Linked DNA regions of Homo sapiens: region 2 is linked to region 1. Evidence: chromatin loops called from intact Hi-C (ENCODE). Cell type or tissue: dorsolateral prefrontal cortex. All regions are shown on one strand.

Region 1 (8,000 bases):
GATTATATGTTAATCTTCAACGACGTAACTGTTACCACATTGTTGCCGTGGAGTACTTTATTATCCTTTGTAAAATACTTTATTATTTTGTTTATGCCTAGGAAGCAGAAAGGCAATTTAAATTTCTTCAGTTTACCTCCTGTCTTAATCTAGAGTCAATGCTCCTACATGTGGTTCCAACAATCGATCTATCTTCCAAAGCCTATGCTTCACATTTGAATCACCTAAAAGTCTTTTCCAAAATACTGTTAAGTAGTTCTCATCCCAGATAAATTAAATCAGAATTGCTTAGCATGTGGCCTCAATAGCATTTTTTTTTCATTCTTCAAGTGGTTATAATGTGCAGTAAGGGCTGAGAACCAATGCTCTAGGGATAATAACCACAGCATCTGAGGCTGGAAGGCAATTTCAAGCAGTATTCACCAAAGCCTGACTGTGTACATGAGAAGCACCTCTGGGACTTTTAAAGGTGCAGATTCCTAAGGTCCTACTAATCAAAATTTCCAGTGGCGAGATCCCAAGTGAATCTTGCCCATGTTGGAGTTTGAGGACCACTGCTTTGGAGGTTTCCTAAACTAACTTCTAACACATCGCAGGCCTTGACTGAATATTTTAGCCCAAATAACGCCTGTCTTTTGGAGTTACCCCCATTAAAATTTCTTCAAGGTCCTTCTTTGCAAGAAACAGTGCTTTTCAAAATCACCAGATATGTCATAAAGAAATACGTCAGCTGCTAGGGGTCAGATGACTTGAGTTTGGGGTCATTGCTGCATTATTGACAAGTTGTACTACCTTGGACAAATCACTTCCTATTTCTTATTTAGCATCTAAACTTAAGTCACACAATTGTGATGATCAGATGAGTGAATACAATAAATCCTCAAACTGATAATCAAAATCTTTTGGAGAATGTGAAAAAATGTGTGGATTCATTGGTCCACCGGAAATTTTGTTCCTCTGTATTTGGAGAATAGTTAAACATGAGATATTTCTCCTTTAAAGATTTGCAAGTGAGTTTGATAATTGCCTGTTTTTGCTGATTTCATGCACACCGTAGAGAGAGAGACCTGCTGTCAGTATCAAGGATAATAATATTTCATTCACAGATTTGTACATGACCTCTTACGAGCACTCACATCTCAGTAGGCACTTTTTCTAGAAGAGCAGCTCTCAAATTGTTAGGTGTAGTAGATGGAAATATTTGTAGCCTGGTCACTACCTCATGTGTATCTACAATCAAAGAGTTGCCCAAGGTTCTTTGTTCATTTGTTTGCTTTTCTTTTGCTTCTTTTCTCTTCCAAAAAGCAAAGGGAAAAGCATAAGGTTGGAAATAGAAAAATCTGCATTCTAACAGAGGCTGTAGTCTTGTTTTTGTGTGATCCTGAACTCAATACTTTAACCTTTATGGGTTTCAGTTTTCTCCTGTCAGTTCATGATAATAACTGTCTTACCTTCCTTAGTGGTGCTTAATAGGAAATAGAGTCATGTATTAACATTTTTGCATACAATTTTTGCATGAAGTTTCCCTAATACAGTCTGAGCTCCTAGGATTTATCCTTTGACTATTATTCATTCATTAATTTATTCATTTGCTATTTAACAAATATTTACTGAATGCATAATATGTGCCAAGAATTATGCAGGAGACAGGGGTACAGAAACACACAGCATAAGATAAGAAAGACAGATAGGACTGATGCGCTCATGAAGCTTAGAGTTCATGCTTCAGTTAAAGTATGTCATTGGTTTTAACTGAACAATTACAAAAATAGTTATTAAATTACAGTCAAAATCAGTGCTACAAAGGAGAAGCTCAGCCTATTGTGAGAATGCATTATAAGCAAACTCTCCCAGTGTCTCCCCAATATCTATGGGCAGTGACATTTAAGTTGGCACTAATTTGATTTGTGACTAGGACAGACAATGAGCTGAAGCAGTGGTGAGAGCATTTCTGACGGTGGACAAAGGCTATGCAAAAGTCCTGAGAAAGGACAATTGTTAGTGGCATATGAGGGACTGAACAAGGGCCTGAGTGTCTAAGGATCCGATGAGTAGGAGCAACAAAGAAAGATGAGGCTACAAGGTACAAAAAAGCCAGAGAAATTCCGATCATGTCTATCCTCTCTATTTTACTCGACTTTAATAGCAATGCATGCCATCAATTAAAAGGATCAAACAGCGAAGTGAAAGGATCAGATTAACACTTTAAATACATCATTATAGCTGCTGTGTGAAGACTGTCTTGGTTCACTGCATGTACAGAATCTAGGTAGAAGGGTAGTCCAGGTGGTGAATGAAAGATAATTGTGCTTTATGCTGACATGGTGGAAATAGGAATGATGAGTCAGGTGGATTAAAGAGATGTGGTCAGGCAGAGACCATTCCTCTCATTTCTATATTCTCATGACCTAGTAGGGTGTCTGGCACACAGTCCTCACTAAATGCAGGAGAAGCACACAGTATTCCATTTCATTATTGAAAAATAATGTTAGAAATTACTCCCACAGATTGAACTGAAATCTTCCTAATTTTGATTACTACTTTTATTTTCTGTTCTCTGGAAATACAGAGAACAATGTAAGAATACACACACACACACACACACACACACACACACACTTATTATCTGAATCTTGTCCACAGACACACTCTGTTGTATGACTCTCCTTTCCATATGAAACAGACTCTGGTCCTTCACATGGAGATATATATATATCTCCTATTTGTTCTGTTTCTCTGAAGAACCATGACCAATATAGTTGGTCACCCTAAAATAGGTCTTTGGCGTCTATATCTTTTAACTATTGTAGCCCACTCTTGCAAGGACATGATGTAATATGTTGCAAAGGTTAGCTTTGATTTTAAACACTTTATAAAGTACTTTCAGGTGTACAATTTCATTTGACGCCTAAAACTCCTCTATGAGGCAGGATTTATTACTCAAGTTATAAATATGAGGAAAAATAAGAATCAGAGGTGTTCAGGGATTTGCTTATGGTCATTGAGCTTTAAGAATGTGAAAGTCACATGGTTTCATCTTCTTTCATCTATTTAAATATAGTTATAACATAGAGGACATAAAACATTCCGATATCCATTGGTGCCATATTTTCCCTTCCTTCCCCTCCAAAAATGGTAGACAGGACTTAACCTCAAGGGAATTTTAGGTACCAGAGGACAAACTGTTTGAAGGAACTCTCTAGTGAAAGCCCGTATTCATCCATTCACTAATTTACTCTTTTCACCAATGTTTTTTGAGTTCCTGCTAAGAACCATGGCCAGTCTAGAATAGAATAGGAGTGGAAGATAGAATACATGGGACAGATAAACCAATACTCTGAAGAATGTAAGAGGATGCTTGTATTAGTCAGGGTTCTCTAGAGGGACAGGACTAATAGAATAGATGTGTACATGAAAGGTAGTTTATTAAGGAGTATTGACTCCACGATCACAAGGTGAAGTCCCACAATATGCTGTCTGCAGCTGAGAAGCAAGGAAGCCAGTCCTAGACCCCAGATCTCAAAAGTGGGGCAGCTAACAGTGCAGCTTTCAGTCTGCGGTCAAAGGCCCGACAGCCCCTGGCAAACCACTGGTGTAGGTCTAAGAGTTCAAAAGCTGAAGAACTCGAGGACAGGAAATATCCAGCATGGGAGAAAGATGGAGGCCAGAAGACTTAGGCAGTCTACTCCTTCCATGTTCCTCTGCCTGCTTTTATCCTGGCTGCGCTGGCAGCTGATTAGATGGTGCCTACCCAGATTGAGGGTGGGTCTGCCTCTCCTAGTCCACTGACTCAAATGTTAATCTCCATTGGCAATACCCTCACAGGCACACACAGGAACAATGCTTTGCATCCTTCAATCCAATCAAGTTGGCACTCAATATTAACCATCACAATTCTGAATGCTATGCAGAGAATAAACATTTTTTAAAGTCATTGCCAATGACCATGTGGCCACGTTAGTTTAATTGATTAGAGAAACCCTCTAGAAGATGGTAATGTTGGAGCTGGTTTTTAAGTTACAAGATGGAGTCAATTCTTCATGCCAAATGTGGGAAATAGCTTACCTGGAGGAGGGAATACCTAGTGCAAAGTTACTGAGTCAAGAATGAGCTAGTGTGTTTGAAGAACAGAAAAATGCTCAGTGCCTTTGAAACATAAAAGGCAAGGAGTGGAGTGACTTAAGATGAAGACACAAAGGAACAAGACCATAAAGGGTCAAGTTGGCCAGGGAAAAAAACGTGGGATTATTTTCCTGAGTACAATAGGTAAGGGAGAAACATGAACTGATTTGTGCCACTCTCCACTATGCACAGGGCCAGTGAGGGAAAAGAGAGCAATCTGAGTAATTGAGACAAGACAGTGTGGTGACTTAGAACAAGATGAAAAGTAATAGTGGAGGTGGGAGAAATAGAATGAGGTTTTAGAGGTAAAACTGTCAATACTTGGTGAAATACTGAATATGAGCAGGATTGAAAGAAGAGGGCAAAAAAGAAACAAGATAATTCTTGGGTTTTGGCATGAGCAATTCTGGTTGAGGGTTGAGGGTGGATAGGGAAGGAGAACAGGCCACCTGGGAAAAAGTTGGGAGTTGGGGAGAATTAATTAAGAGTTGTTTTTTGTTCAAGTTACATTTTAAAAGCCTAATATAGAAACAGAGATGTCAAGAACCAGTTTGCATGTAGAAGTCATTAAGATGAAGACAGCAGACGAGAGGGATGTGTTGGAGGAAAACGAGGTTGGATCTACTAGAAAAAGGAATAAATTACCAAGCCTAGGGAGAAAACATAGCTATGCAAGACTTGTGAGTAGCAAGAAGCTCAGAGCCAGAATTTCCCCTCTGCAGCACGCTGACGAGGTGCTTGGAGCATGAAGTAATGAACACTTTTTGTAACTGGGGAGGTAGAACTCAGTTTAGAGGGCTCTCAGCCATAGAAAATATCTTCATGTTCGTTCAGCAGAGTGAAAGCAACAAAGATACTGAACTTCGGGGGACTAGGTGGTCCCAGAATTGGGGGACCTTAAAGATAATTAATGTGGACCAAGGAATCAAGGGACACCCCCAAATATTCTGAAAACAAATTAAGTTTGGACCAAAGGACATAACACCCAGTCAGAGCCAAAGGGTCTCTGCCCTTAGAGAAGCCTGCAGTGCCAGTGAGACTCTTCATGAAAACCAACGACACTTGGTGTGTTAAGGAGAACAGAATTTACAAGAAACAGGGAGAGACAGGGCACAGCACACCTGCCCGCTGTGACCCATGCCCCTACCACGAGGTCCCATGAGCCACGTTGCTATCCCCAGCTGGTAAAATAAACTGTGAAAGAGAAAGAAATTGGGAGACAGTGTGGAGGTTTTTATTATTCTTAGAATATGTGATACATTAGAGACTATTAACACTTCTCAGTCTCACCAACTTTTCAAGCAAATATAACTAAAATATAATTTCCCTCTAACCAGCCAATGGGAGTCTAGGGAACTACAATTTCCCTGCACATGTGAGGTGTAGTATGAGTGAATTTTATGACCCTGCAACATGAGTAAAGAATATCGAGTGAGAGAAAAGCTGTTATCTAAACCAAGAAAGGCACACATTAAAGAAGTACATGGAGGAAGAATAGAATAACAAACACCCAATAGCGAGCACTTTTTTGTCTTCCAAAAAATAAAATTTGGCTTAAGAAGGAGGAAAACAAGTTATGTATTATGCTCTATACACTACAGAGACTGCAACTTCATGAAGAAAATTCCTGAACGTTTCAATAGTGAAATGATATTAAAGGTCTGTGCTTCTCTTATGAAAAGTGTAAAATGGTCATTTAGGAAAGAGTGTTAAATTGAGTGGAAACCCAGTTAATCCTAAAGAGAAAAAAAATGAGTCTCAACTAAGACTCAGAGAATAACTTTATAATCTCACTCTTTGTAGAGATAGCTGGTACATCAGATCTGACTTTTTATCCCCCCACCCCACCCGAAATCCTAAGATCTCTTACCCTCACAGGCACTTTGACCAAAAAAAAAAAAAAAAAAAGAAAGAAAGAAAAAAGGATATTCGTTACAAATACTGAGAAATCCATCCATAGTGCTTTTTTTACCTGTATAGGTTTAACACATGGAGAGGGTATTTTCGCACACACAGCAACAATTGAAATGTAATAAAATATTAATTAGGGCTAATTTTGTTTTAAGAATCCCTAAGCAAGCATTTCTCTACATGAGAATATTAACATGTGGAAGGCTTAAAAATATTTTCCTCACAAATGATATACTTTATTTTCATAATTGCTTATAAAGTTAGTTCTATAACACAGACATAATAACTACATTTTATTACAGACTCATGGGAAAATAAATTCAACCACTTTGCCATTATTCCCCTAGGCCTAGTCTTTATATGGTAACATGAAAACAATAGCACTTTAAACAAACTCTCTTGTTTAAAATTTTCAGTCTGGTTTCTATTAGAATGTAGTCAGGTTGAGAAAGCAAGGCTCAAAAAGTTAACTATGTTTTCTTTGGTGTACAGATACAAATTTGACTGTGTATTCTTCCTAGAGTGGCTATTCACAGGTCAGAGCAGCTCTTCAAGCAAGAAAGCATTTGCTCAATGTCTTCTCTCTCTGCTGCTCATGACATTCAAGGCTAAGGTAGAATGTATCAGTTGTAATTAGATGCCTGGGAGGCTTTTTCTTTCCTGTTATCCATATAATATTAATATATTAATATTAATATTATATATATATTACATGTTATATATATTACATGTTACAATATAATATATATAATTATATTGTATTATATTATATTATATTGTAACATGTAATATATATAATATATTACAATATATATTATATATATTATATATTATATATTATATATTACATGCATATATATTATATATATTACATGCATATATATTATATATATTATATATTACATGCATATATATTATATATTACATGCATATATGTTATATATATTACATGCATATATATTATATATATTACATGCATATATATTATATATATTACATGCATACATATTCTATATTACATGCATACATATTATATATATTACATGCATACATATTATATATATTACATGCATACATATTATATATTACATGCATACATATTATATATATTACATGCATACATATTATATATATTACATGCATACATATTATATATATTACATGCATACATATTATATATATTACATGCATATATATTATATATATTACATGCATATATATTATATATATTACATGCATATATATTATATATATTACATGCATATATATTATATATATATTACATGCATATATATTATATATATTACATGCATATATATTATATATATTACATGCATATATATTATATATATTACATGCATATATATTATATATATTACATGCATATATATTATATATATTACATGCATATATATTATATATATTACATGTATATATATTATATATTACATGTATATATATAATATATATTACATGTATATATATTATATATATATACACACACACACATTTAATATATGGTGAAGGGTACTGGGAATAGTGGGTGCCTGTGAAGGTGGGATGAGAGTCCGGGGGTTGAGATAAGGGCACAAGCGAAGGTTTCCCCCACACTCCCAAGGTACATTCTTTTGCACCTTTTAAATTATTTATCATGTGCAAGTAACATCTATTAAAAATCAATAAATGAGTTGATGAGAAACACAAGACACTAAAGTTATGCTGAGAAATTTAGTTCTTACCTGAAGGTAATGGGTAGCTATTAAATTGTCTTAAGATAAGGATAGCACAATTAGCTTTATAGAAAGAACATTCTAACAACATTACAACAGTCATAAGAGTATGGAAGTAGAGGGGCTGCTTAGAACATTGGTTTTCCACCTTAATTCCACCTTGGTATGCTTGAATTCCATCTCTATACATTCTAATGTAATGGTTTGGAGTGTGGCCTGGGCATCAGGAATTTTGAA
Region 2 (8,000 bases), 75 kb before region 1:
AGATTCTTATGGAATAATTTCCTCTTACTTAAATGGAACAGAACATAAATATCAGGAATGAGAGAAGGGACACCACTATAGATTCTATGAATCTTAAAAGGGTAACATGAAAATATTATAAGCAAATTTATGCCAATAAATTTGATAGCTTAGATGAAATAAACAAATTCCTCAAAAGCCGCAAACTACCAAAGCTCATTCAGGAAGAAAAAGATAACCCGAATAGCCCAATATTTATTAAATAAATTGTAGTTGTAGTTTAAACAGTTGTTCACAGAGAAAATTCTAACTTCAGATGGTTTTTGAGGGGGATTTATATAAATAGTTATGGAAGAAATAATTCAATTGCTTCCCCAAAATTGAAAAGAGAAAGAGTACTTCCCAAGTTATTCTATGCGGTTACCATTATAACCCTGATACCAAAGGCAAACAAAGGTATTATAAGAAAATAAAACTATAGCACGATGTCCCTCATTAACTAGGATATAAAAATTGCAACAAAATTTTAGCAAATTAAATTCAACAACATATAAACAAGATAATATATCATGGCCAATATATATACAAGGATGTGATGTAAACCAAGAATGTAAGGTTGATTTAAGATTTGAAAACTTGCCAATATTACTCTCTACCTTGACAGACTAAAAAACTTTTTAAAAATATGATCATCTCTATAGATGTAGAAAAGTACTTAACATAACCCAACATCCATTTCTTAAAAATGTCCTACAAAGTAAAAATAGAAAAAAATTTCCTTCACCTAATAATAAAAAAATCATTCACAAAACACCTATAACAAGCATGACATAGCAAACTTTACTCAATATTAAAGTTTTCCCAAGTGTCTTTGATCTGGATGATGTAATTTCTGATATATTTAGCCTATCAAATAAATATACACAGCCACAGAAACTAATTGGGAGTTTGGCATAATATCCTGCACAGACTACTAAAAGTAAAATGCAATTTCCACATTTTCATGTACCTAATGCTATAACTGAATACTTCTATTAGGATCATTTTAAATTAAAAATTCTGTGTATGAAAAAAGCATGTAACAAAGTAAATGATCAAATATGGCTTGAGGGCTAGAACATATAAAGACTTAAAATCAAAAAGGAAAACAGAAGCAATCCATTAGATAAATGAGCCACAACAAACACAGGCTTTTCATAGAGGATGAAGAAATAACCAATAAAAAGTGAATAGAGACTCAAACTAGGCAGAAGTTAGAAAAACGGAAACAAAACCAAAATGTATTGTTTTATACGCATGAGATTTCAAAGGAAAGTTAACAAATTCTCCCATTATTCAGAAGTAAATACACTGAACTTAGTTATCAAATCAGCATGGATATATCTCAGAAATGCAATGTTGAGCAAAAAAGTAATTCTCAGAAAAAAAAACACAGATAAAAATAAAAATATAAAAACAAATAATATAGCTTATTATGAATGTTACATATAGTAAAACTAAAATGAAGTGAAATATGAGGACTATAAAAGGATTATGTCAATAATCTCTATGAGGGAAAATGGAAGGGTTCATAGCAGGTTTGAAGCTAATAATGTTTATTTTCTAATGGCAATGGAAGAACTCAAGTGCACATTGTATTATTCTTTGTACCTTTGATAAATTACTTTTATGTTAAAAATAAAGGCCCTATTGTTAAACACGCACACCACACACGCTAATTTCTTTCTATTTTCTTTCTTTTTTTTTTTTTTTTTTTTTGAGATGGAGTCTCACCCAGGCTGGAGCGCAGCGGCGTGTTCTCGGTTCACTGTGATCTCCATCTCCTGGGTTCAAGCGATTCTCCTGCCTCAGCCTCAGAGTAGCTGGGACTACAGGTGCATCACCATGCCCAGCTAATTTTTGTATATTCAGTGCAGACCGGGTTTCACTATGTTGGCCAGCCTAGTCTGGGACTTCTGACCTCAAATGATCCGCCCACCTTGGCTTCCCAAAGTGCTGGGATTACAGGTGCGAGCCGCCACGCCCAGCCCCTAAATTTCAACATTTGTCCCTTACTGCTTGATGGATTGATGGACTGCAGGAATTTCTGTCTATAAGCAAAACTATTCTACTATTTATGCTTGAATGTCAAAAAAATAAACACGCATGTAAATGAGCTCTTTGCACTTGATATAAACAGTAAAATCTGATACTTCTCAGAGATTTTATTAAAAAGTAAAAATATGCCTTAAAATTAAACATATGCCTTTTCGTTGTAAATAATACTTTCTAATTACCAGAAGTAATAGTTTGATCATCTGCAAGTTCAACTTAAATCACCAAGCCTTATTTCTAGAATATAGGGAGCAATTGCTGTGTTTCTCTATGTAACATCACTGGGTGCCTTTCTCCAATCTGGAGAATTACCTTGACAACCAAATCACTGACTCACAGTCAGTGCCGCAATTTATCCCTAACCTCAATGTCACACCAAAAATTGTTTTGCCTACAATAATAAGGATTACTCTTTAATTAAAACTGTAACCCTTTACTCCTTTCCAATTGTCTTAAGAGCATTTCATTTATCATGAGCAATTTATAACACAGTAGTTTTTAAATAATTGCAAATGGTTTAATGGAGTACTTCCCTCAAATATGTTTTAAAAATTAAATATTAGTAGAACTTGACCTTACCCTGCAGCACATTGGGGTACGTTAATTTGCAAACAAATAGCTTTATTTCTGTTGACTGAATATAGTTAACCTCCACAAATTTAAAACATTAGCTTAAAAAATTCATCATAACTCTTTATATTCAAATCTATTTATAATCAATACACACTATTTTTGTCTGAGTCAGCTTTATAAATTTCCTATTTCTTAAACAGCCACAACTATTGAAAGAAAAATAAAAATAAGTTACATTATTTGAGTGTATATGATGAAAATGCCAGCACAGTTTTAATAGAAAATGCATTCAAATAATCATGGCCAAAGGCAATAAAATGACTTACTATTCTTTGTATGTGGCTGCAGAATCATTTTTTAAAGAGAGTTTTAATTTGTAAATCAAGTATTACAGAGTCTGAACATTAGATTGGATCCAAAAAGATAAATCATTTTATATAAAGATTACATTGTTGTGTGCCAAACATATTTCATCTGTTTTCTCCAAAATACCTGTCTAAACATTCATTTGTAACTATCATCATAGTTAATATATGTAAATATATAAATATGAAATTCTGCTGCTGCCCAAATACAACTTCTGTTAGTATTAGTAGGAATAGCACAGCCTAGGTAAAACGTAATATCCTCATTATTGTGAAAGTTAACTTCTGTTTTCCAAACTACTTTAGGAAACAGATTTATAATACAACCTACTACTGATGACTGATGGTTTTATTTAAAAAAAAACCCTAAAATCTGTCAGAATAAAAGACAAAAATCCTTCATTTCAAAATCTCAGTTTTATTGCATACAACTGAAGATATTACTTCCTGAGCAGCTATTCTTAAAACATGCACCTTTTTCTTAATCCTAAAAATAACTACTTAAGTATGAAAAATTGCAGCAGGTTGTTGGAAAGAACCTCTTCCGTGACGCATTTCATCAATTCAGAGTATAAAATCATTCTCTTCTTAAAAGTACACAATTATTTTTTCACACATTAGAAAATTCAGAATGGTGTTTTTCATGATTACAAAAATTAATTTTATAACCAACTGGGTTAATATTAGGAAAACCAAAAAACATTCTGATACAAGATAAGCTTCTTTTATGATAATCTAGTGTTTACAGGTCAAATGTGTTGAATGTAGCCAAATGAAATTAATATGAAGATTGTCATGGAGTGGGTTAGCTTGTTAGGAAGCTGCTCACTAAGGAATGAGAACACATCTATTTTAAATGCATATTTCTTCCTGATGTACTAGGACTCTCAAAATAGTTCTGTGGCCAGCACTTGCTCTGTTTCTTCTCTCTTTTCATCATACTTGTTTTTCCCCCTAAATCTATGCACAAAAATAACATACACCAAACAGGATAGAGGGAAACAATATTTTCCATTTTAGTCGAACCAGGATGATGAAGTTATCCAGAATAAAGAAGGCTTAAATGTAAATGGTTTTAAAGCTATCTTTTATAAGTGACTTTATATAATCTCATCTCTACTAGGACACCATCATAAAGGAAAATGTACAAGGAATAGAATAAAGCAATATTTGAATATTGCTCACATAGGAATGAATAATAAACTACCGGGGAGAAACTTAAAGAGCTAAAAAAGCATTGTTTATGAAAGAGAAAATAACTTAGAGGATACAATACTAAAAGAGCAAATGTAACACTGCATCTTAAGCACTGTGTTAGGTTTCTTCACCCAAACTCTTTCACTTAGTCCTAAAAATAGCCATGAAGTGAAGAGTTTAATCCCTTACTTATAAATAATGAAATTGGAGCTTTCAAGAAAAAGAATTACTTACCAAGATGGTTGAGTTATTGAAGGGCAGAGTCTCAAGTCAACACACGCCTTATAATTCCAAATAGAAGAAAAATATATAGCCTACAGATAAGTTAATGAATACTAATAAAGCTGGTGGGTTCAATTTACTAATCTGGTTTACATAAAAGTTAGGCAGTTAGGGAGATGATTACTCGTGGTCTGGGTGGTAAGAAACAAGGAGATCATTTAAAAGTATTTTTCATCTCTCTTTTTTCTTTAATTGCTTGTGTGTTTTCTTTTGTTTTGTTTTGTTGAGACAGGTTCTTTCTTTGTCACCAAGGCTGGAGTGCTTTGGCGCAATCCTGGCTCACTGCAGCCCCAAACACTCAGGCTCAAGTGATCCTCCCACCTCAGCTTCCTGAGTAGCTGGGATGACAGATGTGTGCCAGCACACCCGGCTACTTAAAAAGAAGAAAAAAAAAAAACAAGCAAGAAAAAAAAGAATTAGAATTGGAAAACAGAAATCATCTTTTTCTATTGTCTCATTCATTGATTAGTTATTAATTCAACAAATATTTTTTAGTGATAAGTAAAATGTTGATCATAAAAACAAAGTACAATCATGTGTTGCTTAACCACAGTAATACATTCTGAGAAATGTGTTATTAGGTGCTTTCATTGTTGTGTGAACAATATAGAGTGTACTTACACAAATATAGGTCATATAGCCTACTACACACCTAGGCCATATGGTATAGCCTATTACTCCTAGGTAACAAAGCTGTGCAGCATGTTACTGTCCTGGATAATATAAGCAACTGTAACACAATGGCAAGTGTTGGTGTAACAGACATATCTAAACATGAAAAGGTACAGTAAAAATATGGTCTTGAAGATAAAAACGTTATACTTGTTTAGGGCACTGACTGAATGAAGTGTGCAAGACTTGAAATTGCTCTGGGTGAGTCAGTGAGTGAGTGGTGAGTGAATGTGAAGACCAAGAACATTGCTATACACTACTGTAGACTATATAAATATTTAGAGCAAGCTAAATTTGTAAAAACAATGTTTTCCTTTTTTTAATAATAAATTAACCTTAGCTTACTCTTTTTTATATTAGAATCTTTTTAATTTTTTAAACTTTTTGACTCCTTTGTAGTAACAATTTACACCACAAATACATTGTACAGTTAACAAAAATATTTTCTTTCTTAATATCCTTATTTATAAGCTTTTTTCTATTTCTTTTAAAATTTGTAAACTTTTTTGTTAAAAACTAAGACATAAACGCACCTTAGCCTAGGCTTTCACAGGGTCAGGGTCATCAGTATCATTATCTTTCACCTCCACATCTTGTCCCACTGAAAGTTCTTCAGGGGCAATAACAGGCATGGAGTTGTCCTCTCCTGTGATAATAACTCCTTTTTCTGCAATACCCCTTGAAAAACCTGCCTGAGGCTGTTTTACAGTTAACTTTTCTTTTTATAAGAAGTACACTCTAATTATTAAAAGCATAGTTTAGTAAATACAAAGGCAGTCACATAGTTGTTTGTTATCATTGTCAAGTATTTGTACTGTACATAACTGTATGTACTATACTTATATGACTGGCAACACAGTAAGTTTGTTTACACCAGCATCACCACAAACACATGAATAATGTGTTGTGCCACGACTTTATGATGGCTATGTCATTGTGATCTCTAGGCAATAGTGTTGTTATAAGGCAATAGTGAAGCAGGATATTTCCCTGATCCCTTTGCTGGCAGGAACTGGAGTGCTTGGATGCCAGCAGGGGAAAACTCCAATCAATCGCTGCTCCACCCCTCACAGGAGGGGGTGCTCAGGTGAGCAGGTGCAGAAGCTGGGGCAAGCACCTTTGGGCGCAGCCAACAGCAAACTCCATGCTAGCCTTGCAGCAGCATCTAGAAAAGGGTGCCTGCAACCCCTGAAGCCCCAGAAGAAGTGTTACAGTGTCCTTTTAGTTTACCATCCATGGATGGCTTAAGTGTTAACAGCTCAGTGGAGAGTCAGTGTGACAGCTTTTTGCACCCACACTCGTGGCACACAAGTTCTTGTCTGGCATCCAGGAGGAATGAGGTCGCATGAACGAATTGCAGATGACAAATGTAGGGGATTTTATTGCCGATGAAATTGTCTCTCAGTGGGAAGGAGAGCTGAAAAGTGGATGGAGCAGGAAGGTCATCTTCCCCTGGAGACTGGCCATCCCTGGCCAAACTCATCTCCAAAGCTATACCATCAAGCTGTCCCTCTGAAGTCAAGCCGCTTCTCTTCAACATCCAAGCATAGTCTCTAATGTCCGCCTGCTTCTCCTCACACTGCCAGCTGAGCCTGGGGTTTTTATGGGCATAGGATTGGGGGCAGGGCAGGCCATGGGTGGTTTTGGAAAAGGTAACATTCAAGCAGGAAAACAGGGATGTTAGTTCCCAATTTGTGCCACCATATCAGGCTTTTCAGCTTAAGGGTGAGGCCATTGCCAGGGACCCACCTCTTCTGCTAAGAAGTTCCCTGCCTCCTGTCCCTATCAGTAGGAATTTTCCAACTCTGTTATAATGTTATGGGACCACTATCACATATGTGGTCCATCATTGACCACATGGTCATTATGTGATGCAGGACTGTATTGTATTGGAGGCAGTAAAAAATCAGGGTTTACTAGTAGCAAAATAAATAAATAAATAAATAAATAAATAAATAAATAAATACCTAGTAAATTATAAATTCAGATAGGACTGTGTAACTTGGCAAAATATTGTCAAAAAGACAAATAAATAAATGAGGAAACAAGTTGGATGGTAGCCAAAGGACATGATATTGAGGGTTTAGACTTGAGTTCTGCATTCATACTGCCTGAACAGCCCTCTCTGAAGCCATTGCTTCATAAAGAGAAATTCTAGAGGGAGCACAGTATGTGTGTCCACACACATAAGATCTTAGATCCTGTCCTGTGAAAATTTAGTTTTGTTGGCAGAGAAAGGGAATAAAGGGGTAAACAAATGTATAGTGATGTAAGCAAATAAGCATATAATAAAAATAAATAAATTAATGTCCTACAAAATCTTAAAATACAGAATTCTAGGAATGAGGCAGAAGGGAGGGACCTACATAGATGAGTTCAACACAAAGACCTCTTTGAAGGGAGCTCATTTAATCAAAACTATGACAAGAAGTCATCAGCAATGTAAAGAACTTAGGGAAAAGCATTTCGAATAGACACCTCAACAATGTGTGCAAAGGTTTTAGGCAAGAAAAAGTTTGGAAGAATATTTGAAGCTGAAAATATTTCTGTGCAACCAAAAGTTAGTAAGACTAGCTGGAGATGAGATTTGAAAGGTAAGGAGTGTCCAAATTTCCAGACCTTTGTCGTTGAGAAAACTGGAGGCAATGATCGTGTGAACTGTCTAATGTCAAATCAGCTGGACATAAAATAAACTACAATATAGGTCTCTTAATTCACTCTCAAGAGCGATTTATCTCTTATATATCATGGGCTCTAATGATGGACTATATAAACTCGAAAATATGTTTAGAAGGAGGAAAAGCCATTTAAAGGCTGACCTTTGCCTGCTTATGCTGA

The links. Hi-C counts contacts between places; a loop is a spot of excess contacts. Peaks named below come from ENCODE experiments on the same cell type or tissue, not always from the same donor. Only the 100,000 strongest peaks of a DNase experiment are listed, where the experiment ranks them.
Region 2: a loop joins it to region 1, with 5 times the contacts of the local background. A loop is called at or near these places in 2 of 110 quality-filtered maps.

The regions. Positions count from the first base shown.
Region 1 is chr10:64,552,634-64,560,633 of GRCh38, reverse strand. All of the region lies in intron 4 of LOC124902439 (a long non-coding RNA gene), which reads right to left. Among named protein-coding and RNA genes, the nearest start is that of LINC02671, 370 kb to the left of the region's middle. In dorsolateral prefrontal cortex, no CTCF peak of the experiment used is centred here; no DNase peak of the experiment used is centred here; H3K27ac peaks cover 2,752 bases.
Region 2 is chr10:64,627,527-64,635,526 of GRCh38, reverse strand. All of the region lies in intron 4 of LOC124902439 (a long non-coding RNA gene), which reads right to left. Among named protein-coding and RNA genes, the nearest start is that of LINC02671, 290 kb to the left of the region's middle. RefSeq lists a silencer at 4,689-4,889. In dorsolateral prefrontal cortex, no CTCF peak of the experiment used is centred here; no DNase peak of the experiment used is centred here; H3K27ac peaks cover 3,691 bases.